Linked DNA regions of Homo sapiens: regions 2, 3, 4, 5 and 6 are each linked to region 1. A link is a contact called in ENCODE Hi-C or POLR2A ChIA-PET data. All regions are on one chromosome and are shown on one strand. Each heading gives the region's core, a stretch centred on a gene start or an enhancer-like site at or near the end of the contact. The rest is flanking DNA. Distances are from core to core; before and after follow the strand shown.

Region 1 (4,029 bases), core at 1,302-3,801:
TTAGCCAGGGTGGTCTCGATCTCCTGACCTCGTGATCCACCCGCCCTGGCCTCCCAAAGTGCTGGGATTACAGGCGTGAGCCACCACACCCGGCCAGGCTAGTTTTTTTGTGTAAGGATTAAAGAAATTAAGCAGAGGGAATTTTAGGACATTGGCCACTGAAGGCTGAAACTGGCCTGTTTGGAAAATTGGTTGGCCGGATCATCTAAGGTCAGTAGTTCTCGACTAGTCTGGCCAACATGGCGAAACCCCGTCTCTACTAAAAATACAAAAAAATTAGCCGGGTGTGGTGGCGGGCACCTGTAATTCCAGCTACTCAGGAGGCTGAGGCAGGAGAATCGCTTGAACCTGGAAGGCAGAGGTTGCAGTGAGCCGAGATTGCGCCATTGCATTCCAGCCTAGGCGACAAATGTGAGACTCCTCCTGGAAAGAAAGGGAGAGAGAGAGAGAGAGAGAGAGAGAAAGAAAGAGAGAAAATAAAATAAAAGAGAAAATGGGCTGATAGGGCTCCCTCCTGGTTTTCCCAAAGGTCAGATAACAACTTAGCTTCGTCATTGTGACTTAGAATCTGAGTGTGACTAGCTGCATTTTGTTTATTCCTGTGTCTTGGTGCCTAGCACAAGAGTTTAGTCTAAAACAACCGCCTCCTATAATTTTGTCGCCCAGGCTGGAGTGTAGTGGCATGATCAAAGCTCACTGCAGCCTCCAACTCCTGGGCTCAAGCGATCCTCCTGCCTCAGCCTCCTAAGTAGCTGGGACCACAGGCGCACACTCCTACGTCTGGCTCTTTACTTAAAATTTTGGTATTTCAGGCCGGGTGCGGTGGCTAACACCCATGATCCCAGCACTTTGCGAGGCCGAGGCCGGTGGATCACCTGAGGTCAGGAGTTCATAGACCAACCTGACCAACACAGTGAAACTCCATCTCTACTAAAAATACAAAAATCAGCTGAGCGTGGTGGTGCCCACCTGTAGTCCCAGCTACTCGGGAGGCTGAGGCAGGAGAATCACTTGAACCCGGGAGGCAGAGGATGCACTGAGCCGAAATTGCGCCACTGCACTCCAGCCTGGCGCCACTGCACTCCAGCCTGGTGACAAAGCAAGACTCCGTCTAAAAAAAAAAAAATTAGCTGGGTATGGTGGTGCATACCTGTAATCCCAGCTACTCGGGAGGCTGAGGCAGGGGAATCGCTTGAACCCAGGAGGCAGAGGTTGCAGTGAGTGGAGATCGCTCCATTGCACTCCAGCCTGGGCAACACAGCAAGGCTCTCAAAAAAAAAAAAAAAAAAGGCTGGGCATGATGGCTCATGCCTGTAATCCTAGTACTTTGGGAGGTTGAAGCGGGCAGATCACTTGAGGTCAGGGGTTGCAGAAAAGCCTGGCCAAAAAAAAAATTAGCTGGGCGTGGTGGCAGTCGCCTGTAATCCCACCTACTTGGGAGGCTGAGGCAGGAGAATCCCTTGAACCCGGGAGATGGAGGTTGCAGTGAGCTGAGATCGCGCCATTGCACTCCAGCCTGGGCAACAAGAGTAAAACTCCGTCTCGAAAATAAATAAATAAATAACAATTTGGTATTTCATCCATCATGGACTCTTTTGCACTGATTTTTTTATGTTTAAAGTGTTGGACTAGCCAGGTGTGGTGACTCGCGCCTGTAATCCCAGCACTGTGGGAGGCCCAGACAGAAGGATCATTTAAGCCCAGACATTCGAGACCACCCTGGATAACATAATGAGATCCTCGTCTCTACAAAAATAAAAATAAAAAATAAATTGCACTAAAATACTTGATTATTGAAGTTTGAAATCCACTTCTACGGGCACGAAGCCACTTAGCTCCAAAGCCAAGGAGCGCTTTGGAGAAGAGGTCCCAACTGGTGCAGATCCAAGGTTTCCCATGGGTGGGGAGGCAGGATGGGGGGGGCGCCTGCAAAGAGGTGAGGGCTGTACGATCTCCAAGGAATTTGGGAGCAGGGGTCCCGCTTTTCTCCGCCGGGCGCCCCCAGCCAGCTGGTTGCCGAGCCCACGCCCCATCTGCACACCAGGACCCGGATGTGCAGCGCGCGGGGTGTCTGGGCCCGTGGAGCCTGCACCGCGCTGCGCTGCAAGGCGCCTCACTGTACGCACTGGCGGCCGTTGCGGCGGAGCAACCATCCCCTGCCCGACGCCGCCGGGAGTCTGGAGACGCACCTGGCGGCCGCCGCGCGCAGGAAGCCACGGCACCTAGCTGCATTGTTGTCGCTGCCACCGCCCCCTCTCGCCTTCCCTCCCTAGAGGAAACCGAGCACCCGTCCCCACCTGCGCAGGGCTAGTACCACTTTAAGGAGTCAGGCGCCGCCGGGGTAGGCGTGGTCGCCGCGAGCGGGGGGGGGGGCGCTGGTGTAGGACGGACCTGATTGGCCGGAGGCCCGGGCGGTGGCCGCGCGCGCCTGCGCAGGAGGCAGCAGCGCGCACCGGCGGCGGGAGGAGCGCGCGCGGGTGCTAATTGGCCCGGGCGGCGGCCCCGCCCGCGAGTGGTGAGCGGTCACGTGACGCGACGGCTGGGGGCTCCCGGCGCGGGGGACGCTGGTGACCAAGATGGCGGCGGAGCTGGTGGAGGCCAAAGTGAGTGAGCGGTGGCGGCGCCGGCCGGGGCAAGTGGGCGAGAGGGCGGGGGCCGGGCCGCAGGTCGAGGTCTGCGCCTTCTGTCCGGGGCCCCACAGCGCGGCCGGCCCGCGGCTCGCCGTCCCGGCCCCCAGACCCCGACCCCCGGTCTCAGGGTGAGGGCGGGGGGCGGGGAGGCCGGGGGCGGGGCCCTCCTGCCTCACCCAGGTCTTCGCGCCGGGGGTCGCTCCCCCGGCTTCAGGCAGGGTCCCCCCACCCAGCCCGAGCCCTTAGGGTCCCGGTCCCTGAGCGCCAGGCCAGGGCCGCGCCTCCCGGTTGAGGCACCGTCCCGCCGGGATGCGGGACGTGTTGAGCTACTCGTTGCCCTCTTGGTTCCGAGCCGGGGTCCTTGCTTTTTGGCTGGTGTGTTGGGGGGAGTGTCTGCGCCTCCCCGCCCACAGGGCTCCCAGGACTGCTATCTGGGTCTCGTCCCCGCCCAACAGGCCAGGCTGGGGTTTGCGAGTCTCCTGCTCGGAAGGGTCCCCCGAGTCCTGGATAGTGTCCTGCCACCGTCCAGGTGGAGGAGTCAGGGCCCTGAGACCACCCCCAAGACACGGCACGTCCTCTTGGGGTCTGGAGTTCAGGCTCGGTCTTGAGCCCCTCTTCAGCTCCTGCATTGGTCCCAGAACCCCGCCCCCTTCCCGACACCGTCTCTCACACGCCGGAGTGGGCGCTTGGGGGAAGGCTGGGCCCTCCCTTTCCCTCCCCATAGGATGGAGTTCGGACCACTCTTCTTGGTCACAGACCTTCTTTATTCTCCTTTTTTTAATCTTAAATCCTGGACTGTGCTTTGGTCCTACCTCGTTCCTCTCGGGACAGAATCTGAGGCTACTGATTCTGCTTCAGGGGGCTCTAAACCTCACCTGTGCAGCATCAGATACTGTCCTCAAACCTTGGCTGCTTCTCCTATTTTCTGCTCTTGAGCGAGTCTACTTCTTAGGTCAGACACCCACCCTCCCCCTACACAGCCCCCAGAACTTTTATGCACCCCAACTTTGGTTTCTAAGGTCCCCTCTCTTTCTGCCTATTCTCTTTTGTTGATCTCTGGAGGGTCCCCACTGGGTCCAAGGCTGGCCTCTTTAGAACAACTGTTGCTGCTGCTCTATTATACTTTGGGTCCTGTCCAGGTCCCATGTCCCATAGATACCATCTCCTAGCTTGGAACCACTTTTAATCATCCTGGGATTGAGCTCAGAGTATCCCCATTCCAGGGGATGTACCTTCTTGTAGGTGCCTACCTAGAGCTGAGGGTCTAAAACCCTTAGAAGTGCCCGCAAGGCCACGGCTTCCGGGGAGGTTAGGGGACCTCTCCCTCCCCCATCCCCTTTCACATCTTCCCTCCCCACGGTCCTGACCTGTACGTATCTTCTTCTCGGTCCTCTCACAT
Region 2 (4,139 bases), core at 320-2,819, 360 kb after region 1:
GCCCCATGTGGACACTGAGTTTCACAAGGCAGTCAACACAGGCCTGGCACACCTTGGTCCTCACGGCTCTCAGCTACGGTGAAAGCGATGACAATGACAGGCACTTACAGCGTCTTTCCTCGTGTGGTGGGAAGGCAGAAGCAAGCACTGAATTCCCAAACCACTCCCTCTGACAGCGCCTGGGATGCGAAAAACAGCCCTGAAATGTCCCATGGAACATGGCGGGAACCACTGAACCCCAGCACCGCTGTCTGAGCACAGGCGTTGCTTTCTTCACCCCACGTATCCCATGTGTGCCTGGCGCCAAGGGATGCCGCACAGAGTGAGGATGGACAGTGTGAGGCCCTTCCCAGCACACAGCGCTTCATGAAGAGCCGAGTGGCTGCCAGGCCCTGCCACAAATGGAGGCTCCCAGAGGGAGGCCGCCTGAGGTCACAAGCTTGGCCCTGCCCTCTGGGGGCCAAGTGTCACAGGGTGTGCCATCTCTGAAGTCATCGGCAAATTTAACATCCCGGGTCTGATCACTTGTGTGAAGACGTGCACACACGGCCTGGGCAGGAGAGTGAGGTGTTGCGTGCCGTGGGCCATGGCCTGTGCCCCTGGTGCTCCCCAGGTCTGATTGGTGCTTGCCTGCCCCGAGCTGTCACAAGACGTGGCCAAGGGATGCCATGAGGGTCCGTGTGGTGCCACACTGCGTTGGCTGTGTGGGGCTGGGGGGTGTCCAGCAGGGCAGTCAGGAGTTTAGGACCCAGCCTGGGAGGAAGTGACCCAAGAGCAGGAAGTGCGGGGGCAGGAGAAGCTTGAGCCTGGGGCTCTGCCCACGCCAGGCACCTGGTGTACCCTCTAGCCCATGCCTGGAGGTCACAGCCCAAGGCACCATGAGTGCAAATGCCCCCAACCCCAAGTTCTGCAAAAGGTAGCCTGCCCGGAGTACACGGCTGGTCTTGTGTCCTGGCAACCTGCCCAAAAAGACACCAGCCCCTTTGCCAAGGAATTCCTGGCCCTCCTCCAAGGCTTGGCTCTGGAAGCCCCCACACCACGGGACTGTCCTCACCCACGCATCGGGACCCTTTCTGTCCACCTGCCTTCATGTGCGGGGTGTGCCGGGCATTCAGTGAGCACAGGCCCCATGCCTCTGACCCCTGTCCCTTTCCTGCCTGTGGGTTGGTGGCTCTCAACTCAGCCACACAGCACCTTGGAAGCTTCTTAAAAATCCCCTCGTTGGCCGGGCGCGGTGACTCATGCCTGTAATCCCAGCACTTTGGGAGGCTGAGGCAGGCGGATCATGAGGTCAGGAGATCGAGACCATCCTGGCTAACACAGTGAAACCCCGTCTCTACTAAAAATACAAAAAAATTAGCCGGGCCTGATGGCGGGTGCCTGTAGTCCCAGCTACTCGGGAGGCTGAGGTAGGAGAATGGTGTGAACCCGGGAGGTGGAGCTTGCAGTCAGCAGAGATCCAGCCACTGCACTCCAGCCTAGGCGACAGAGCAAGACTCCATCTCAAAAGAAAGAAGAAAGAAAAAAAAAATCACCTCGTCACACCCACCGCGGGAGGGCTGACTCTGGCACAGGTGAGAAGCAGGAACTGTCCCTTGCGGGGCAGGAGAGTGGGGCTGCCCTCCATTTCTGCTGAAGGCATTAGGAGGAAGGAGCCCCCCCTCCCTAGGTGTTTTTGGGGCGTTCCACTCTATTTCCTGGGACAGTTTCACTTCTTTTGATTGTGGCGAGAGAGGGCGTGCTCAGAGCCAGCGGCTGCCGGAGAGGGAAATGAGTGGCTGATGTGAGACTGGACTCTTCTGGGAAGCCGGGAGGAGAACTGAAGCCAGCGGGCTGCGAAACCACACCTTCTGGGCGGAGGCCACCCCGGCCCCACGACCTGCCCAGGCAGGACCCAGTGTGCAGGCTGGCAGGAGTGGCTCCGTCAGGGCCCTTCCCCAGCCCCCTGCCTCTCACAGGGCAGGAGGAGAGGCCCTACCGGCGAGGACCACATCCTGCCTCTGAGGGGAGGGGCTGGGGACCCGCCACGGTACCAAAGACCCACCTGGTGGCCTCTGGCTCTGGCCCTGGCCCCACCTGCCCATCTCACCTGGGAATCCAGGACCCTGCCTTCCTGAGCCCCAGGACGACTTCCTGAACCCCCACAACCGCCTGACTCCTCGCACCCCTGACACCCGGGAGGCTGTGCCCTAACTACCCGGGTCCCTCTGCTCAGCTCCAGCCAAGTCCCTTGTGGTGACTGATGGTCCCCCACGGGCCAGGCACTGGGCAGGGGACACAACCCTGTAAGGCCCCTTCTCTCCAAGGCTTATGGGCTAGAAACCAGCACAGATGGACACAGGGATGAGCAGCCACAAGGGAAACACGGGAAAAGCAAGGCAGCCGGGCCACGTGCAGCGCCGGCCGCAAGCGCGGAAACCAAGCGTGGGCTCCTGCCCGCTGGGGCCCTACTCACTGCGGTCTCCACACCAGCACACTGCTGAGCACGGAGGGGACCGAGAGTCTGCGGCAGAGCTGGGCGCCACGGGGAGGCTCACCAGAGGGCGCCTCTGGGCTCGCTGTCAGGAGCGAGTGTTCCTAACCCTGGTGCCATCTGCCAGGCAAGAGCTGCCTGTTGTGGGGCAGCCAGCCCCAATGCCCCCGCATCAGAGACCCTACCGGTGGGGAGGGAGGACTGAGGCCATGGTCCCAGCAGTCCATTCCTGCCGAGGGAGACTCTGCAGGCTGGCTGTAGCCCTGACTAGTGCAGCGGACTCAGCAGTGGCAATGACAGCTCCGCACTCGAGTCCATCCCATACCCACAAGGCTCGCCTCCTGTTCCCACCCCGCATGGCAGGAAACGGAGGAAAATAATGGGGCCACTCAGTAGCCAGGGACCCAACAGGGCTCAGGGGTGAGACCACCCTCCGCTGACTGAACCTGCATCAGGGTGGCAGGGTGGGTGGGGGCCCCCTCCCCACTCTCCCACAGGGCCCCACCTGGACGGGGTCAGAGTACCAGCTGCAAACCCCGAGTGACCAACCGCAGGCCCCACAAGGGCTGCCATCCTGAGAGCAACACCAGCGCCTTCTCTCCCCATGCCTGGAACAAACAGGCCGAGCCCAAGAGGGAACAGTCTCCAAGACTCTGCCCCTGCTTCAGATGCCGGCTGGCCTCCCACAGAGGCTGTGACATGTCCCCGCCTGGAGCAGGGAGAAGTGAGGTTTGGCCAACCCTGCCAGGCGAGGACCAGGGCTGAGAAGTCACTATGGGAGAGGCCCCGGCTCAGTCAGGCCTGGCAGTGGCCTCTGGGAAGGATCCCACTGTTGCCTGCCGGACACTTCCCCAGGGTTTGGCAAGACTGGCTTGTGGTCTTTCAGATCTTTGCCCAGAGATGCCCAGCGGAGACCTGCCCACTCTATGCTCACGCATCCCACCTGCACCCGCCACCTGCATGCCGCATGGATTTTCTGCCTGACCCTGTACTCTGTCACCTGTGAGCCAGGCACCTGGGAAACGAGCAAGCTGGACACGAAGATGGGGTTTTGCCCCAGAGCATGGGACTCTTGTCCCCCTGGGAGAAGGGGGCTATTCCTTTGAAGCCTGGCATTCATTAGAGTTTAGACCTTTGGCTCTCTTTGGAGGGGAGCAAGGGATGTGACACACAGAACAGAGAATACAAGGTGGAAAAATACAGAAATGAACTGTGAAGACACTGTGGACTGAGAGTCAGGACAGGGCTACCGTAGGCAGGAGAATCCCAGGTTTTACCCAGAGGGGTGTGGGCAGCTGCCCTGTGCCCGGCAGGCACAGCTGTGGTGGCCACTTGGCAGGAGCAGGAGGAAAATTCCGAATCCTGCCGAGTGGAGCTGGCTGCTGCCGATGGGCGGCCTTGGGATTTAAACATCTCAGCGGGGAAACCTGATCCACACAGCACGGAACACAAATGCCCGTCTCGGGCTTGGTGCCCCAGCAGACTATCTGCTCTGATGAATTCACAGGGTTTTGTTTTTTTTTCTCTTTTAAAGAAGAAAGCCAGCGTGGGGGAGGGCAAGGGAGGGCTGCTGTGGCCCAGCCTGCAGGGATGCGCCACATTTGCCCGCAGAGGGGTCGGCCCCAGGGTCCTCAGGTCTCACTGGCAGTCATGCTGTGGTGCTTGG
Region 3 (4,016 bases), core at 233-2,732, 260 kb after region 1:
CTTGGCACTCAAGGTCTCTGCCCATTCTCCATCCCACCTAGCCTGCCCTGGCACTTCCTGAATCACACTGTGGCTTCTCATCACGCCTTTACCCATGCCATTCCCCTTACCTGGGATGCCCCCTTTGCCAAGCACTCGCTTGGTGAACTCCTACTCGCCCTTCAATACCCAATGCAAGACGCCCTTCCTCTGAGAAGCTCATCCTCACAATTCAAGCTCACGCACCCTGGCTTCTCTCTCACCCAGATGGATGTTATCCTGGGTATTGGTCTCCTTGTCCCTCTCCCTCCCCACACGGTGAGCTCCGTGAGGGCAGAGCACCCATTGGGACTTCCTTAACCCAGTGGTTACCACTTCCTCTATTTAAACATAAAACAGATTGAAGAGGCTAGATGCAGTGGCTCACGCCTGTCATCCCAGCTCTTTGGGACGCTGAGACGGGAGGATCGCTTGAGCCAGGAGTTTGAGACCAGCCTGGGCAACATAGCGAGATCCCGTCTCTACAAAAATTAAAAATGTTAGCCTGCCATGGTGGCGTGCACCTGCAGGAGGCTGAGGCAGGAGAATCGCTTGAGCCCAGGAGTTCGAGGCTGCAGTGAGCTATGATTGCACCACTGCACTCCAGCCTGGGCAATAGAGTGAGACCTTCCCCCCAAAAAAATTTTTTTAATAATATAGATTAAAGGGTCCCTTCTGTTGCAGTTAAGGAGCTGGAGGCCTTTTCTACCTGCCCCTAACTCTTTCTCAAGGCGGCTTCCTCCATTTTCACTCGTTCTCTCAAGTACATTGAGCACCTCCTTGTGCCAGGAACTGTTTGTGGCACCGCAGAGCCAGCAGTGGGGAAGACAGGAGCTCACGGCAGAGTTGGGGAGAGAGTTATAACAGCCAGCAGAGGGCACTGTGAGCGTGGACATGCAGCCTGCATGTGAGCTTGAACCATGATGGGCTTCTCAGAGGAGGGGTGTCTTGTGTTGGGTATTGAAGGGTGAGTAGGAGTTCACCAAGCGAGTGCATGGAAAAGGGGGCATCCCTGGTGAAGGGAATAGCATGGGTAAAGGCGTGGAGATGAGAAGCCATGGTGTGACTCAGGAAGTGCCAGACCAGGCTATGTGGGATGGAGAATGGGCAGAGGCCTTGAGTGCCAAGCCTAGGGCAGTGGGGAGCCATAGAGGAGTTTAGAGCAGAGGAGGAATGTGGTCAGTGCAGCAGTGGAAGAGTGGGCATGGGGCAGTGAGCAGGGGTTGTGGCGAGGGGCCAGACTGGGCCCTGGATCCGGGCCAGACCCCCACATGTGTCCCCATCACCTGCAGGCCCCAAAGCCCAAGAGGAAGGTGGAGGTCTGGGAGCAGAGCGTTGGCAGCCTGGGCAGCCGGCCCCCGCTGTCGAGGCTGGTCGTGGTGAAGAAGGCAAAGGCCGACCCGGACTGCAGCAACGGGCAGCCTCAGGCGGCCCCCACCCCAGGTAAGGTCACAGAGTTCCCAGAGCCGGGCGCGGTTTCTATAGTGGCCTGTAGGTGGCAGCAGCTCCCTTTGCAGTTACAGAGACTTCATGGGGTGGGTGGGGGCGGCCTGCGACCCCCACAGGACCAATTAGTGGAGTGAGCAGAGAAGGCAGGCGGCTTCTTTTTTTCTTTTTTCTTTTTTCTTTTTTTTTTTTTGAGACAGAGTCTTGCTCTGTTGCCCAGGCTGGAGTGCAGTGGTGCCATCTCGGCTCACCGCAACCTCCGCCTCCCTGGTTTGAGCAGTTCTCTGCCTCAGCCTCCCAAGTAGCTGGGACTACAGCACCACGCCCGGCTAAATTTTTGTATTATTAGTAGAGGTGGGATTTCTCCATGTTGGTCAGGCTGGTCTGGAACTCCCGACCTCAGGTGATCCACTCACCTCGGCCTCCCAAAATGCTGGGATTACAGGCATGAGCCACCGCGCCCGGCCTGTTTTTGTCTTTTAGTTGCCTTAGTATGATGTTTCCTAAGGCGATTAAGTCCACAGTGACTGGACTGTGAACTTTGCGCCATTTCCATTCTTGGCAGCGCACGTTGCCTGCCTGGGCAAGGTTTGCATTGGCCATTGTTCAGAAGCGGAGCTGTTGAGTCCCGGGTGTGCAGATGTAAATCTGCAATGGGTCCCATCAGGTGCCATCCAGAAAGGCCAGGCCATTCACATGCTGTCACCTCTGGACCTTGCAAACCTGCAGAGGTGGCCGGCCCCGTGCCTTGTCCCTGGCCTGTCTGCTGTGGAGCTGAGATGAGCTAACTCTCGCTCTCCCACCAGGAGCCCCGCAGAACAGGAAGGAGGCCAACCCTACACCCCTGACGCCTGGCGCGTCCTCCCTGAGCCAACTGGGTGCATACCTGGACAGTGACGACAGCAACGGCAGCAACTGAGCCCTCCCAGGACCCCCTCACGGGGTCAAAGTCACACGTCCAGCTTCAGCCACATTGAGGCCAGCATTGCTGGTGGTCAGGGCAGGAGGCCTTGGCGTGACTGGAGGCCGGACAGACAAGCGCCAGCGTGCTCCAACACATAGGGCCACCAGGGGCCTCAGCCCCAGGAGGTCCCTTCTCTGTGCCCTCACCAGCCTCTCAACACCTCGGGGACCCCTGCTGCTCCTGCCCCCACCTGTCACTGTGCTTAGGGCTGCAACATCCCTGGAGCAGCTTCCAACACTACTTCAGGGTGGCAGTGTTTGGGGCACTGGGCGAGCCTGCCGGCCTCTAGATGGCCTCATCTCTTCCTTCCACAAACTGTCTAGAACCAATAAAAGGAAACCTGCCAACCGCCTGGGCCCCTTCTCTCTCCCAGAGTCTGATGAGGAGGTCCCAGGACCTCCTCTGTTAGCACAATTCGAGGGTCATTCCACAGAGGTTTGTTTGTGTCTTGAGACAGGATCTCACTCTGTTGCCCAGGCTGGAGTGCGGTAGCGTATTCTTGACTCACTGCAGCCTTGAACTTCCGAGCTCAGGTGATCCTCCCACCTCAGCCTCGCGAGTCGCTGAGACCTCAGGTGGATGCCACCATTCCTGGCTAACTTTTTGTATATTTAGTAGAGACTGGGTTTCATCATGTTGCCCAGGCTGATCTTGAACTCATGGGCTCAAGTGATCCTCCTGCCTCAGCCTCACAAAGTGCTGGGGTCACAGGCATAAGCCACTGTAACAGGCATGAGCCCAGATATTTATATTTAGTTGTCGCCTGAGTGTGCATCTGGGCTCTTTTTGTTTTCTCTTCTTTTTTTTTTTCTTTCTTTACCTTTTTTTTTTTTTTTTTTTTTTGGAGACGACGTCTCGCTCTTGTCCCCCAGGCTGGAGTGCGATGGCGCGATCTTGGCTCACTGCAACCTCCGCCTCCCGGGTTCAAGCGATTCTCCTGCCTCAGCCTCCAGAGTAGCTGGGATTACAGGCGCCCGCCACCACGCCTGGCTTAATTTTTGTATTTTTAGTAGAGACAGGGTTTCACCATGTTGGCCAGGCTGGTCTTGAACTCCTGACCTCAGGTGATCTGCCTGCCTCAGCCTCCCAAAGTGCTAAGATTACAGGCCTGAGCCATTGTGCCCTGCCTGTACAATCTTTTTGTTTGTTTGTTTGAGACAGAGTCTCCCTCTGTTGCCCAGGCTAGAGTGCAGTGGTGTGATCTTGGCTCACTGCAACCTCCACCTCCCAGGTTCAAGCAATTCTCTGCCTCAGCCTCCCCAGCAGCTGGGATTACAGGTGCCTGCCACCACGCCCAGCTAATTTTTGTGTTTTTAGTAGAGACGGGTCTCACCATCTTGGCCAGGCTGGTCTTGAACTCCTGACCTCAGGTGATCTGACTGCCTCAGCCTCCCAAAGTGCAGGGATTACAGGCGTGAGACACTGCACCAGCCTGGAATCTTTTAAAGTGAACAATATGAACCTTCTTTGAGTAGGCAGTTCCATTTCTGGCTGTCTGTTCTAAGAGGTATTTGCCCACATTCATAAGGAAACACCCACGAGGAGGTTTGTCGTGACACTGTGTTTAGCAGCAACATTATGGGGAACG
Region 4 (3,872 bases), core at 1,307-3,806, 460 kb after region 1:
GGACCCCTCCAGCCCTCCAGCTTTATCTGTTTCCCCTACTCACACACAGTCATCCTAGGATCAGATGGGTTTTTTGTTGTTGCTGTTGTTGTTCTTGTTTTTGCTTGTTTGCTTTTTCTTTTCTTTTCTTTTTTTTTTTGAATCAAAGTCTCGCTCTGTCACCCAGGCTGGAGTGCAGTGGCATGATCTTGGCTCACTGCAACCTCCGCTTCCCGGGTTCAAGTGATTCTCGTGCCTCAGCCTCCCGAGTAGCTGGAATTACAGGCGCCTGCCACCACGCCTGGCTAATTTTTTGTATTTTTAGTAGAGATGCGGTTTCACCATGTTGGCCAGGGTGGTCTCAAACTCCTGACTTCAAGTGATCTACCCGCCTCGGCCTCTCAAAGTGTTGGGATTACAGGCGTGAGCCACCGCGCCCGGTCTCGTTTGTTTTTTGCAACGGAGTCTCGCTCTGTCACCCAGGTTGTAGTGTAACGGCGTGATCTCGGCTCACTGCACCCTCCGCCTCCCAGGTTCAAGTGATTATCCTGCCTCAGCCTCCCAAGTAGCTAGGAGTATAGGCGCCCACCACCACGCCCGGCTAATTTTTGTATTTTTTCTAGAGATGGGATTTCACCATGTTGGCCAGGCTGGTCTCGTACTCCTGACCTTAAGTGAGGATCAGACGCTTGTTTTTGCTCTTCCCTCTGCTCCTCATGCCCTCCCAGGGCTCGCCTCACTATCATGTCCAACTTCTATTCATTCTCCCAGTGTCTGGTTAAACTCACTTCATCCAGTAACCCTCTGTGATCCCCCAGGAGAGAAGAAGTCGTCTCCATTATTCAGCTTTTTTTCCTCAAGCACCCTGGTTCATTTTAGTTCTTACCATGGATCCTAATTACAAAAAACAAAACAAAACACAGCAACATCAACAAATTTTAAAACTTAACATTTCTTGGCCCTGTTATACTTGATTCCTGGAAGGTAGAGTTTTGTTTTTTGTTTTTGTTTTTTTTTTGAGACAGAGTCTCGCGCTGTCGCCCAGGCTGGAGTGCAGTGGCACGATCTCGGCTCACTGCAAGCTCCGCCTCCCGGGGTCAGGCCATTCTCCTGCCTCAGCCTCCCTAGTAGCTGGGACTACAGGCGCCTGCCACCACGCCTAGCTATTTTTTTTGTATTTTTAGTCGAGACGGGGTTTCACTATGTTAGCCAGGATGGTCTCGATCTCCTGACCTCGTGATCCACCCACCTCGGCCTCCCAAAGTGCTGGGATTACAGGCGTGAGCCACCACGCCCTGCCGGAAGGTAGAGTTATAGCTTTTTTTTTTCTGCTCTGTCACCCAGTCTGGAGTGCAGTGGCGCGATCTCGGCTTACTGCAACCCCCCGCTCCTGGGTTCGAGTGATTCTCCTGCCTCAGCTTCCTGAGTAGCTGGTATAGGTGCGTGCCACCACGCCCAGCTAATTTTTGTATTTTTAGTAGAGACGGGGTTTCACCATGTTGGCCAGGCTTGGTCTCAAACTCCTGACCTCGTGATCCGCCCGCTTCGTCCTCTCAAAGTGCCGGGGTTACAGCCGTGAGCCATCGCGTCCGGCCGAGTTATAGCTTCTAATACTTCCTGTATTTCCTGTTGCCGGGCTCAGTCTAGAGCAGGGTCCTCACAATCATTATGGGCCCCATCTTCCAAGTGCAGAGAGCGAAGCCCAGGACAATCAAGTGACTCGGCCCCACGGTATTCAGTACATTTTTCTTGAATGAATGAATAGGTCTGTGTGGCGTTTTGGGGCCCTGGCATATAGTAGGTACTCAGTTAAGTTTTTAACTAAGTGAAGAAATAACTATTTTGTGCATTTTGTGGCTGTTTATACTAAGAGCTCCCCCGGAGCCTGCCCCTTCCTCTAAGTCCCGCCTCCTCGAGCTGGCAATCGCCCGTCCCTGTTTTATGTTGTATCGCTCTTCTTTCGATAGCCAATGGCCGACGTTCCCGCTGAAGCCCCGCCTCTTGTGATGGCCAATGCCTGCTCCCTACCTTGAGGCGCTTCTCTTGTGGTATCCAATGGCTTGCATATCTACTTTAAGCCTCTCCTCCTGAGCGGGAGAGGCTGTCAATGACCCGCCCATTGCGTTAAGTGATTGGCCTTCTTTTCTGCGGTATCCAATGTTCTGCCCTCCTTATATCCCCTTCTCTTGTGGAGGTCTATGTCCTGCCTCTTTCCCTTAAGCTCCACCCCTTCACTCCCTTAGAGCGTCTGTTCGTCTCCTCCCACCTTTCCCTTTCACCTCCCATAACCTCCCATTAGAGTCTCTGGGTTACGCCCCTTGGGTCTGTCCGTTATCCAATCCCGTTAACTGCTGTGCTCCAACCTCTGTTCTTATTGGTCGCCTCCCTTCTCTGTCCCCTGCACGTGGTCCTGATCGACGGCTTTGCCGGCCCGTGACGGCCGGAGGGCTGAACTTCCGTTGGCGCAACGCCCAATAAGCGCGCGTCGGCAGGCTGCCCAGACAGCCTCCCCCGCCCCCTCGGCGTCCCGCTCCCGCCCCCGGCTTCGCCTCCCGCTGCCGCCGCCGCCGCCGCCGCAGCCGCTACCGCCGCTGCAGCCGCTTTCCGCGGCCTGGGCCTCTCGCCGTCAGCATGCCACACGCCTTCAAGCCCGGGGACTTGGTGTTCGCTAAGATGAAGGGCTACCCTCACTGGCCTGCCAGGGTGAGGCCGCGCGGGAGATGGGGCCGGTGGGGGGGGGGGGGGGGGCAGCGGGGGCCCCGGGCCGGAGGCGGGCACTGGAGGGCCGGGGTTGTCCTGGGCCTGAAGGAGCTGCGCCCCGGGGGTCTGGGGTTCATGGGGTCTGGGGGTGTCCGAGACCCGCAGCGGCCCCGCCCTGGGGGTCTGGGGGTCCTGGGCCGCAGGGAGCTGCGCCCTAGGGGTCTGGGGTTGTCCGGGGCCTGCCGGAGCCGCGCCCCGGGGTCTAGGGATCCTGGGCCTCAGGGAGCCCCGCCCTCGGGGCCTGGGGGTCCTGGGCTGCAGGGAGCCGCGTTCTTGTGGTCTGGTGGTGTTCGGATCCTGCAGGACCCGCCGTCTGGGCCTGCAGGAGCCCCTCCCGGGGTCTGGGGGTCCTCGGCCTCAGGGAGCTGCGTCCTGGGGTTCTGGGGGTGTCCAAGCCCTGCAGGAGCCGCGCCCCGGGGTCTGGGGGCCCTGGGCCTCAGGGGGCCGCGCCTAGGGGTTCTGAGGGTGTCTGCGGCCTGAGAGACTCTCGCCCTTGGTGTATGAGGGTTTTGGGGCTCAGAGAGTCGCTCCCTGGGAGTCTGGGGGTATCCTGGGCCCGAGGGAGTCGCACCTTGGGGGTTTGGGGGTGTTTGGGGCCTGAAAGAGCCGCGCGCCGACGGTCTGGGGGTCCCGGGCCCGAGGAAGCGGTGCCCTGGGGGTCTGGGGCCTGATAAATTCTCACTCTGGGGGAATGGCGGTCCTGGACCTGAGGGAGCTGCGCCGTGGGGATCTGGGGGGTGTCCAGGGCCTGAAGGAGCTGCGGCGCCAATGGTCTGGGGGTCCTGGGCCTGAGGAAGCTGCGCTCTGGGGGTCTGGGGCTTCTGTGCCTGAGGGAGCTGCACCATGGGGATCTGGGGTTGCCCTGGCCCAGAGGGAGCCACGCCTCGTGTGTCTGGGGGTGTCCAGGGTGCCTCAGGGAGCCGTGCGCAGGGTGTCTGGGAGGGTCTGGGACCTGAGGGACCCTCACCTGAGGGCCTGGGGATCCCAGGCCTGAGGGCTCAAGGTTCAAGTTTGAGCAGAACTGCGGAACTTGAGATTTGGGGTCAGATATGGGGGCTGAAGCACTCCCTTGTGGGTCCTGGAGAAGCCCAGTTTTGAGGGGCTGGGGGGCCGAGGGCCATGTGCTAGGGGTC
Region 5 (4,261 bases), core at 895-3,394, 450 kb before region 1:
CTATTATGATCAAAGAGGCATTTGGGGCCCTGGGCTCCGCTCAGCAACCAATCCCAACGTAACCACAAAGGAAGGGACAGCCGGTCCCCTCCCTGTCTGCCGCCGCCTCAGGTACCCCAGGAATAGCCTGGACATAGGAAACATGAAACTCCAGTCCCCAAGCTGTGCCTGCTGCGGAGCCTGCCACCCTCAGACCACTGGAGATCCACTGCCTCTTGCAAAAAATGTCATCACCCAGATCCTGGGTCCAACCACCCATCCCAGTCATTGTTCCCAAGGGTGAGGAGGCACCCGCCTGCCCCTCCTGCCACCTGGAATTCCAAGAACTGAGCAGGATTCCTGGCCCTGCCTGCTGAAATGCCACATGTGTCCCAAATGCCAGGACGCAGCCGGCACTTCTGTGAGGGCAAGAAGAGCAGGGAAGGAGGCCGGCTAATCTTCAGGCCCAGGGTCCGGGAGGGGAGAGGAGGGCCGCTGGGAGGCAGCCCTGCAGTCTTATCGATGGGCACTGGGGCAGGGTGACCCAGCCCATGACGCCAGCCTCCTGCCCTCCCAACAGCCCTCTCTAATCAGGGCAGCTCCCCCAGACCTAGGGGGTCCCTGACCCTGGCCAGACAGATAGAGGCAATGCAAGAACAGGGCAGAGACCCCTGACCCTCCAGTCCCACCCAGGCGGCTCCCAACTCTCAACTCCCGGAGCAGCACCCTCAAACTGCTGACGCACCAGGTTGCCCTGGCAGAACACACAGAGAGAGAGGAGGCTCTAGGGGGCCTGACTGTCCCTCAGCCATAGCTGTCCCAGTTGGTCACCCTAATAGACGAGCTCAGGCTAGACAGACTGACAAAGGAGGCGCTGAGCAGTCACCACCAACCCTCCAGAGGGTTCAGGGTGGCCCGGGGGCTCAGACAAACAAAGGCATTCCCACTAGAAAGTCATGTAGTCAGATGGTGAGGGCCCCGCAGGTCAGACAGCAGCTCTGAGGCAGACAGGGGAGGCTGGACCAAGGGACAGACAGAGGGGATACGGGGCAGTTAAACAGACAGATGGGGGAGGCTCATGGCTCAGGCAGATAGAGAAGCCCTGCACAGTTGGACAGATGGGGGAGGCACTGCACAGTCAGACAGATGGGGGAGGCACAGCACAGTCAGACGGGGGAGGCTCAGGCCATGGGGCAGAAAGACGGGGGATGCTGGATGGTGGGACAGGCAGGGGAGGCTCAGGAGTGACACCACAGAGGGGCCACTGGGTAGTCAGACAGACGGGGGAGGCTCAGGCCACGGAACAGCCAGAGGGGTGAAAACTCAGCTCATGGGGCAGACAAACAGGGGAGACTTAGGTCCCAGGCAGGCAGAGAGAGGGGGCTGGGTGGTGGGACTGATGGAGGAAGCTCAGGCCATGGGCACAGACAGACAGACAGGGGAGGTTCGGGCCAGGGGACAGACAGAGGGGTGAAAACTCAGCTCATAGGGCAGACAGATACATAGGGGAGGTTAAGGCCGTGGACAGACAGTGCAGGGAAGCTCGGGCCACGGGACAGACAGACCGAGGGGAGACTCCGATCCTGAGGCAGGCAGACGGCGGGTGGTGAGTCAGAGGGAGGAGGCGCCCGGGTCGCGGAGTCTCGGAGGGGCTGCCCGACAGGTGGCGGGGCCGGGACGCTTACCGACCAGGTGCCAGGCCTTGCGCGGGCCGTAGCGGGCGCAGCAGCTGGCGGCGCGGTCGGCCTCGTAGCCCACGAGCGGTGTGCACAGCCCGTCGGCCACCTGGCCCAGCAGCAGCAGCAGCCCCGCGCCGCGGGAGCTGTAGGCGCGCACCGAGTGCAGGTAGAGCAGCAGGTAGGTGAACCACATGGACGCGCACAGGTCGTTGAGGAAGTGGCCCACGGCGTAGCTCAGCCGCGCCACCAGGGACAGCGGCCGCGGGGACGGCGCCGCTCCGGCCGCTGGGGGTCCCGGGCCCATCGCGGCGCCGGGCCCGCGCCCCCCACCCCCGGGCTCCGCGGAGGGTACCCTGGCCAGGCCTTCTTGGGTGCCGTGGGGGCAGGCGCCGGGGACCCCCACCACGCGCCGGGCACCCCGCGTCCCGCTCTCTTACGGCCGCGCCCTCACCCACGTCCGCCGCGTCCGCCCCACGCTCGACTCTGCAGCCGCCGGGCCCCAGAGCCGGGCGACTGCGCCGGGCGGGGCAGGGCGGGGAGGTTCCGGTGCCTGAGCCAATCGGAGCCGCGCCCCGGGGAACCGCAGCCAATCGCCAAGGAGAGAGGAGAGGGGCGTGGCCGCAGGGCTCGTTCCGCCTCTACGACGGGCGCCCACGCGGTCCTAGCGCCCGCCGGGTATGAGGGCGAACCCCGAGCGCGCCGCAGGAGTGGCCGGCACCCCCATAGACTGGGGAAGGAAATGGACCAGAGGGCACCGCCGGCTCCCACCCAGACCCGGCCTCCAGGCCCGCACCACCCCAGTCCACCCGGAGCTGGACAGCCCACTGCGGGCCGGGGTGGAGCGAGTGGGACGGGCTCTGGATTTGGGGTTGGGGGGAGGTCTGAGCCCGAGCTGGCCTCGGGGTCCGCTGACTCCCCGGCCTAGAGAGACGCGATCGGGCGCGGAGAGGACGCAACAACACTAATTAATTGGTTACTAACGGTAATGATGGGGGTAATCAACATAATAGTACCAGCTGGCCTTTAACGAGCGTTGCCTGCAAAGAGCCCCACGTGGTGACGCAAATTTCACTCTCATTTTACAGGCGAGGAACAGAGTTGCCCGAGGCTCGCAGTGAGTCAGGCGTCTGTGACTCCCAGGCCTGTGCGCGCGACCCTCCCCGTCCAACCAACGTCCTCCCACAAACGGGTCACCGGACTGAGGGTTTCAAGTTCCTCCAGGGGGTGTGTGCGGTTCCCCCTAACTCAGGCCCTACTCCTTCCAGCAGCATTTTCTCTTCTTTCCTCTTTTTATTTATTTCAGAAACAGGGTCTTGAGACGGGCGCGGTGACTCACGCCTGTAATCCCAGCACTTTGGGAGGCCGAGGCGGGCGGATCACCTGAGGTCAGGAGTTTGAGACCAGCCTGGCCAACAAGGTGAAACCCGTCTCTATTAAAAATACAAAAATTAGCCGAGCGTGGTGACAGGTGCCTGTAATCCCAGCTACTTTGGAGGCTGAGGCAGGAGAATCGCTTGACCCAGGAGGCAGAGGTTGCAGTGAGCCAAGACCGCGCCATTGCACTCCAGCCTGGATAACAAGAGTGAAACGCCGCCTCAAAAAAGAAAGAAAGAAAGAAAGAAACGGTCTTGCTCTGTGGCCCAGGCTGCAGTGCATTGGTGCAATCATGGCTCACTACAGCCTCAATCTTCAGGGCTCAAGTAATCCTCCTGTCTCAGCCTCCCAGGTAGCTGGGACTACAGGCACGCATCACCACATGTGGCTAACTTTTGTATTTTTAATTTTGGAGAGACAGGGTCTCACTATGATGCTTAGGTTGACCTCAAACTCCTGGTCTCAAGCAAGCCTCCCACCCTGGCCTCCAGAAGCTCTGGGATTACAAACATGAGCCTCTGCATCGGGCGGGTCTCCAGCAGTTTTCTTTCTTTCTTTCTCTCTCTCTCTCTCTTTTTGAGATGGAGTCTCCGTCTGTCACCCAGGCTGGAGTGCTGTGTTGCAATCTCAGCTCACTGCAGCCTCTGCCTCCCGAGTTCCAGCGATTCTCCTGCCTCAGCCTCCCGAGTAGCTGGGACTACGAGCACCCACCACCACGCCCAGCTAATTTTTGTATTTTTAGTAGAGACGGGGTTTCCCCATATTGGCCAGGCTGGTCTCAAACTCCTGAACTGAAGTGACCCACCCGCCTTGGCCTCCCAAAGTGTTGGGATTACAGTCACGAGCCACCGCGCCCGGCCTACAGCAGTATATTTGGCCTTGCAGTCTGCAGTGAGGTATGATTGCACCACTGCACTCCAACCTGGGCAACAGCAAGACCCCAGCTCTAAAACAAAACAAAACAAAACAAAAGGTCCTTGCAGTATGGAAGGAGAATCGTTGGATCCAGACTTGGTTCCACTGATTCTCTGCTGCTCCACTTGGGACAAGTCTTTTTTTTTTTGAGACGGAGTCTGGCTCTGTCGCCCAGGCTGGAGTGCGGTGGCACGATCTCAGAACACTGCAACCTCCGCCTCCTGGGTTCAAGAGATTCTCCTTCCTCAGCCTGCTGAGTAGCTGGGATTACAGGTGCCCGCCAACACGCCCGGCTAATTTTTGTAATTTTATTT
Region 6 (3,971 bases), core at 81-2,580, 510 kb before region 1:
TATTGGTTTAGTTGCTTGTGATTGGTCTTATCCCTCATTAGAATAGAACTCTGAAGGCTGGGACTGAGTCTATCTTGGTCACTGTTGTATTCCCAGCACTTAGTGCAATGACCTGCACGCAGTAGGGCCTCAATAAAAACAATAACCGGCTGGGCGCGGTGGCTCACGCCTGTAATCCCAGCGCTTTGGGAGGCCGAGGTGGACAGACCATCTGAGTTCAGGAGTTCGAGACCAGCTGACCAACATGGTGAAACCCCATCTCTACTAAAAATACAAAAATTAGCTGGGCGTGGTGGTGGGCGCCTGTAATCCCAGCTACTCGGGAGGCTGAGGTAGGAGAATCGCCTGAACTCGAGAGGCGGAGGTTGCAGTGAGCCGAGATCGTGCCATTGCATTCCAGACTGAGCTACAAAGCAAGACCCTGTCTCAAAATAAATAAATAAAATAAAAACGACAACCGTGACAATAGCAGCTGACACTTATGTAGCATTTGCTACGCGCCAGGCACTCCATGCTCTTTACATTCATTAATTCATTCGATCTACATCACTACCCTGTGAGGTAGTTACTAAGATTGTCCCCATTTTACAGGTGAGGAAACTGAGGCACAGTTTGGGACTGTGCTTGGGAACTTGCTTGGGAGCAGCGTGAAGAGTTAGGAATCCAGGAAGTCTGGCTCCAGAGTCGGGCTCTAAACCACCAACGCTTTGTTGAATGACTTAGGATAAAAGAACACAGCCAAGGGGAGAAGGGACCCCTCTCTTTCCAGATCGGCTGAGAACCTGGCGGATGCTTCATCTCAAGACAGGCTGGCTATGGCATGCTGGCAGCCCTCTCTGGTGAACAGTGGCGTCAGCAAGGCTGCCTGGGCTTGACGAGGGCAGTGTAGCCACCTAAGCACAGGTGACCATCAAAGGAGAGTGACACCTTTAAAGAGGGGTCATCAGAAACCAGAGGGCAGGCCTGTGCGAGCTGGCAGGGCACTGGGGACCATTGAGACCCAACCGTACGACATAGGAGCTTCAGGACGTGAGGTGGGCACTCTTTCATGTAAAAAATCCCAGAGGAAAGAGATCGCCGGGACTCGAGACCCCTTAACCCGCCCCATCCACAGTCAACGAATCCCTGAGACCGGATTCCCTAACGAGGCGCTCCCGGTGCCACCGCCCGCCAGACCCGGGCCCCACACCGTGATCGCCGCCTCCGGGACGCCTCACCGAGCTCTGGAGACTCAGGACCCGTCGGCCCGGCCAGTAACCGCAGGCGCCTCTGCCACCACCGCTTCACCTGCCGCGACGCCCGCAGTGCGGTCTGGGGGCCGCCATTTTCTCGCCCACGTGACCGTGCCGGACGGCACCAACGCAGCCGCGGGTGAGACCTAGTGAGAGGCTCCGTGCATGAGGGAGGCCCGGAAGGCTGAGTCGGTGCTGGTGCCACAGCTCATGCAAACGCAGGAACAGTATTCCTAGTGCGTTCTTCGGGGAAGGGGACGGGCAACGTATGCCCTTTCATGGGAAAAAATTCTCTCCAACCTCCCCACTGCGGTACAAGAAGTGAGACTGGTTTGTGCCGATTCAGCGCCCTGCCTGGGCTGGCTAGCAACGGAGCATGCGCAGTGTTTCTAGGCGTGGTCAGACTCCAGAGGTGTTGGCCAATGGGCTCAGGGAGCTCGAACCTTAAGTAGGTGAGGAATAAAAAAAGGAAGAAATGCAGTCGTTCATTCATTCATGTATGTAATAAATAGTACATGGCCTTGAGGACAAGAGAGCCTTCAGCCCTTACCCTCGTACGCCTCCCAGTGTTGTTATAGAGACAGAAAATAACACGATAAGTAAATGCAATACCTATTAGATGGTGAAAAAGGCTAACGAGAAAAAATTCGGTAGCCAAGGGCGGTGTATGTATAGGGTGTGCAGTTTCAGGAAGGGTGGCCAGAATCTGAGGTGGTGACATCTGAAGAAAGACCTGAAAGAGGCCGGGTACGGTGGCTCACACCGGTAATCCCAACACTTTGGGAGGCCGAGGTGGGTGTTATCACTTGAGGTCAGGAGTTCGAGACCAGCCTGGCCAACATGGTGAAACCCCCATCTCTACTAAAAATACAAAAAGGCTTCAGCTTCCCGAGTAGCTGGGATTACAGGCATGCAACACCACACCAGCTAACTTTTTGTATTTTTAGTAGAGACAGGGTTTCACTATGTTGGCCAGGCTGGTCTCAAACTCCTGACCTCAGGTGATCCACCTGCCTTGGCCTCCCAAAGTGCTGGGATTACAGGCGTGAGCTACTGTGCCCTGCTTGCAATCTCTTATTTTTAAAATGTGGGTGACTGCCAGGAGTGGTGGCTCATACCTGTAATCCTGGCACTTTGGGAGGCTGTGGGGTGAGAGGATGATCGATTGAGCCCAAGATTCCAAGACCAGCCTGGGCAATGTGGTAAGCCCCCGTCTCAACAGAAAAAAAATTTTTTTTAATTTGGCTGGGCGCAGTGGCTCAGCCTGTAATCCCAGCTACTTGGGTGGCTGAGGCAGGAGAATCGCTTGAGCCTGGGAGACACAGGTTACAGTGAGTTGAGATCCTGTCACTGCACTCCAGCCTGGGCAACAGAGCAAGACTCCATTTCCAAAAAAAAAAAAAAAAAATCAACTGTGCCTGGTGGCTCATGCCTGTAGGCCCAGCTACTCAGGTGGCTTGATAGCTTGAGTCCAGGAGTTCAAGGATCCAGTGAGCTGTAATCACACCACTGGATTCCAGCCTGGGTGACAGAGCAAGACCCCATCTCAAAAAAAAAAAAAAAATGAGCAATTAATAAAAAAACATGGCTGGGCATTGTAGCTCACGCCTGTAATTCCAGCACTTTGGGAGGCCAAGGCAGGTGGATCACTTGTGGTCAGGAGTTCAAGACCAGCATGGCCAACATGCTGAAACCCCATCTCTACTAAAAATACTAAAATTAGCTTGGCCTAGTGGCGGGTGCCTGTAATTCCAGCTACTCAGGAGTCTGAGGCAGGAGCATCACTTGAACCCAGGAGACGGAAGTTGCAGTGAGCCAAGATCGCGTCACTGCACTCCAGCTTGGGTGACAGAGTGAGACTCCATCTCAAAAAAATAATTAAATAAAAATTAATGAAAAAACATAAAATGCTGTGCATAGCAAAGAAATCCTTTTGGAAGGCCAACTTCTATTTTAAGACAACATTCACAAATACTTATTGAGCAACTACTGTGTGCTGGACAGTGTCCTGAGCACAGAGGATAGTGTCCTGGGCACAGAGGACACAGGACAAAACAGACACAGTGTCTGGCCTCATGGAGCTGACACCCCCACTTTTATTTTTTTGAGACAGAGTCTCGCTCTGTCACCCAGGCTGGAGTGCAATGGGGCGATCTCAGCTCACTGCAAGCTCCGCCTCCTGGGTTCACGCCATTCTCCTGCCTCAGCCTCCCAAGTAGCTGGGACGACAGGTGCCCACCACCAAGCCCAGCTAATTTTTTTGTATTTTTAGTAGAGACGGGGTTTCACCGTGTTAGCCAGGATGGTCTCGATCTCCTGACCTCGTGATCCGCCCGCCTCGGCCTCCCAAAGTGCTGGGATTACAGGCGTGAGCCACCGTGCACGGCCCACCCCCCCTTTTTTTTTTTAAATTATTGTATTGCCTTCCTATGTGTTGGAAAACTGACTGCAGATAACAGGCATCACTGCAGCCCTCAGCTGCCTTGCGAGGACGTCATCTCAACATGTTTGTGGCTCAGGCTGTTTACGGAGGACTTCCCGTGGACCAGGAGCTGTGCTGACTCAGGAAGGCTACGAGGGCAGGGTGCCAGGTGTGACTGGCCCCAAGGATGCTCCCCAGGAGGAGATAATCCCAGGGTGCAGGACGCAGATATCGAAGCCTCAGCCAAAAGCAAGGCCTGTGTAAGTCAGAGAACTTGGCATCTGGCCTCTGTAGACCTTCGAGAAACTGATAGCACA

The links. A loop is a pair of places that touch in the nucleus more often than their neighbours do. ChIA-PET counts read pairs that join two places held with the same protein, here RNA polymerase II (POLR2A). Pooled maps may share reads with other maps.
Region 2: a loop to region 1 is called in a pooled map, with 6 times the contacts of the local background. The contact joins the enhancer-like site here to the promoter of PIAS4 in region 1. A Hi-C loop is called at or near these places in 7 of 50 pooled maps. POLR2A ChIA-PET finds 5 or more read pairs at or near these places in 2 of 52 experiments (activated CD4-positive, alpha-beta T cell and activated naive CD4-positive, alpha-beta T cell).
Region 3: a pooled map shows a loop between it and region 1 (2.4-fold over the local background). The contact joins the enhancer-like site here to the promoter of PIAS4 in region 1. A Hi-C loop is called at or near these places in 1 of 50 pooled maps. POLR2A ChIA-PET finds 5 or more read pairs at or near these places in 3 of 52 experiments (A549, H1 and WTC11).
Region 4: a loop to region 1 is called in a map of naive thymus-derived CD4-positive, alpha-beta T cell, with 7 times the contacts of the local background. The contact joins the promoter of HDGFL2 here to the promoter of PIAS4 in region 1. A Hi-C loop is called at or near these places in 1 of 168 maps with a recorded cell type or tissue (naive thymus-derived CD4-positive, alpha-beta T cell), 1 of 37 single-sample maps with no recorded cell type and 8 of 50 pooled maps. POLR2A ChIA-PET finds 5 or more read pairs at or near these places in 4 of 52 experiments (H1, activated CD8-positive, alpha-beta memory T cell and activated T-cell).
Region 5: a loop to region 1 is called in a map of naive thymus-derived CD4-positive, alpha-beta T cell, with 3 times the contacts of the local background. The contact joins the promoter of MFSD12 here to the promoter of PIAS4 in region 1. A Hi-C loop is called at or near these places in 1 of 168 maps with a recorded cell type or tissue (naive thymus-derived CD4-positive, alpha-beta T cell) and 12 of 50 pooled maps. POLR2A ChIA-PET finds 5 or more read pairs at or near these places in 3 of 52 experiments (Caco-2, GM12878 and SK-N-SH).
Region 6: a map with no recorded cell type shows a loop between it and region 1 (14-fold over the local background). The contact joins the promoter of DOHH here to the promoter of PIAS4 in region 1. A Hi-C loop is called at or near these places in 1 of 168 maps with a recorded cell type or tissue (B cell), 4 of 37 single-sample maps with no recorded cell type and 8 of 50 pooled maps. POLR2A ChIA-PET finds 5 or more read pairs at or near these places in 3 of 52 experiments (CD8-positive, alpha-beta memory T cell, activated B cell and endothelial cell of umbilical vein).

Annotation. Positions count from the first base shown.
Region 1 is chr19:4,005,185-4,009,213 of GRCh38, forward strand. It overlaps PIAS4 (protein inhibitor of activated STAT 4), which reads left to right and starts at 2,552. Exons shown (of 11, transcript NM_015897.4): 1 at 2,552-2,603. The coding sequence starts at 2,577. RefSeq lists enhancers at 1,578-2,469, 1,986-2,115, 2,470-3,360 and silencers at 2,316-2,615, 2,646-2,705.
Region 2 is chr19:4,367,567-4,371,705 of GRCh38, forward strand. The region is part of intron 1 of SH3GL1 (SH3 domain containing GRB2 like 1, endophilin A2); the gene reads right to left. Among named protein-coding and RNA genes, the nearest start is that of MPND, 26 kb to the left of the region's middle. RefSeq lists enhancers at 1,426-2,375, 1,734-1,923, 2,376-3,323. Within about 2 kb of position 1,570, at least 33 of the 41 ENCODE cell types and tissues checked have a DNase peak (open chromatin) inside an H3K27ac peak, as active enhancers do.
Region 3 is chr19:4,266,314-4,270,329 of GRCh38, forward strand. It overlaps YJU2 (YJU2 splicing factor homolog), which reads left to right. Exons shown (of 8, transcript NM_018074.6): 7 at 1,311-1,461; 8 at 2,271-2,775. The coding sequence ends at 2,383. Among named protein-coding and RNA genes, the nearest start is that of SHD, 11 kb to the right of the region's middle. Within about 2 kb of position 1,483, at least 4 of the 41 ENCODE cell types and tissues checked have a DNase peak (open chromatin) inside an H3K27ac peak, as active enhancers do.
Region 4 is chr19:4,469,741-4,473,612 of GRCh38, forward strand. It overlaps HDGFL2 (HDGF like 2), which reads left to right and starts at 2,557. Exons shown (of 16, transcript NM_001001520.3): 1 at 2,557-2,682. The coding sequence starts at 2,611. RefSeq lists enhancers at 1,203-1,372, 1,633-1,982 and silencers at 2,483-2,662, 2,693-2,752.
Region 5 is chr19:3,555,442-3,559,702 of GRCh38, forward strand. MFSD12 (major facilitator superfamily domain containing 12) reads right to left here and starts at 2,145. Exons shown (of 10, transcript NM_174983.5): 1 at 1,665-2,145. The coding sequence starts at 1,962. RefSeq lists silencers at 1,571-1,740, 1,921-1,990, 2,031-2,580 and an enhancer at 2,690-2,984.
Region 6 is chr19:3,499,344-3,503,314 of GRCh38, forward strand. DOHH (deoxyhypusine hydroxylase) reads right to left here and starts at 1,331. Exons shown (of 5, transcript NM_001145165.2): 1 at 1,218-1,331. LOC105372245 (a long non-coding RNA gene) reads left to right here. Exons shown (of 4, transcript XR_936262.3): 4 at 592-1,708. RefSeq lists an enhancer at 1,333-1,442.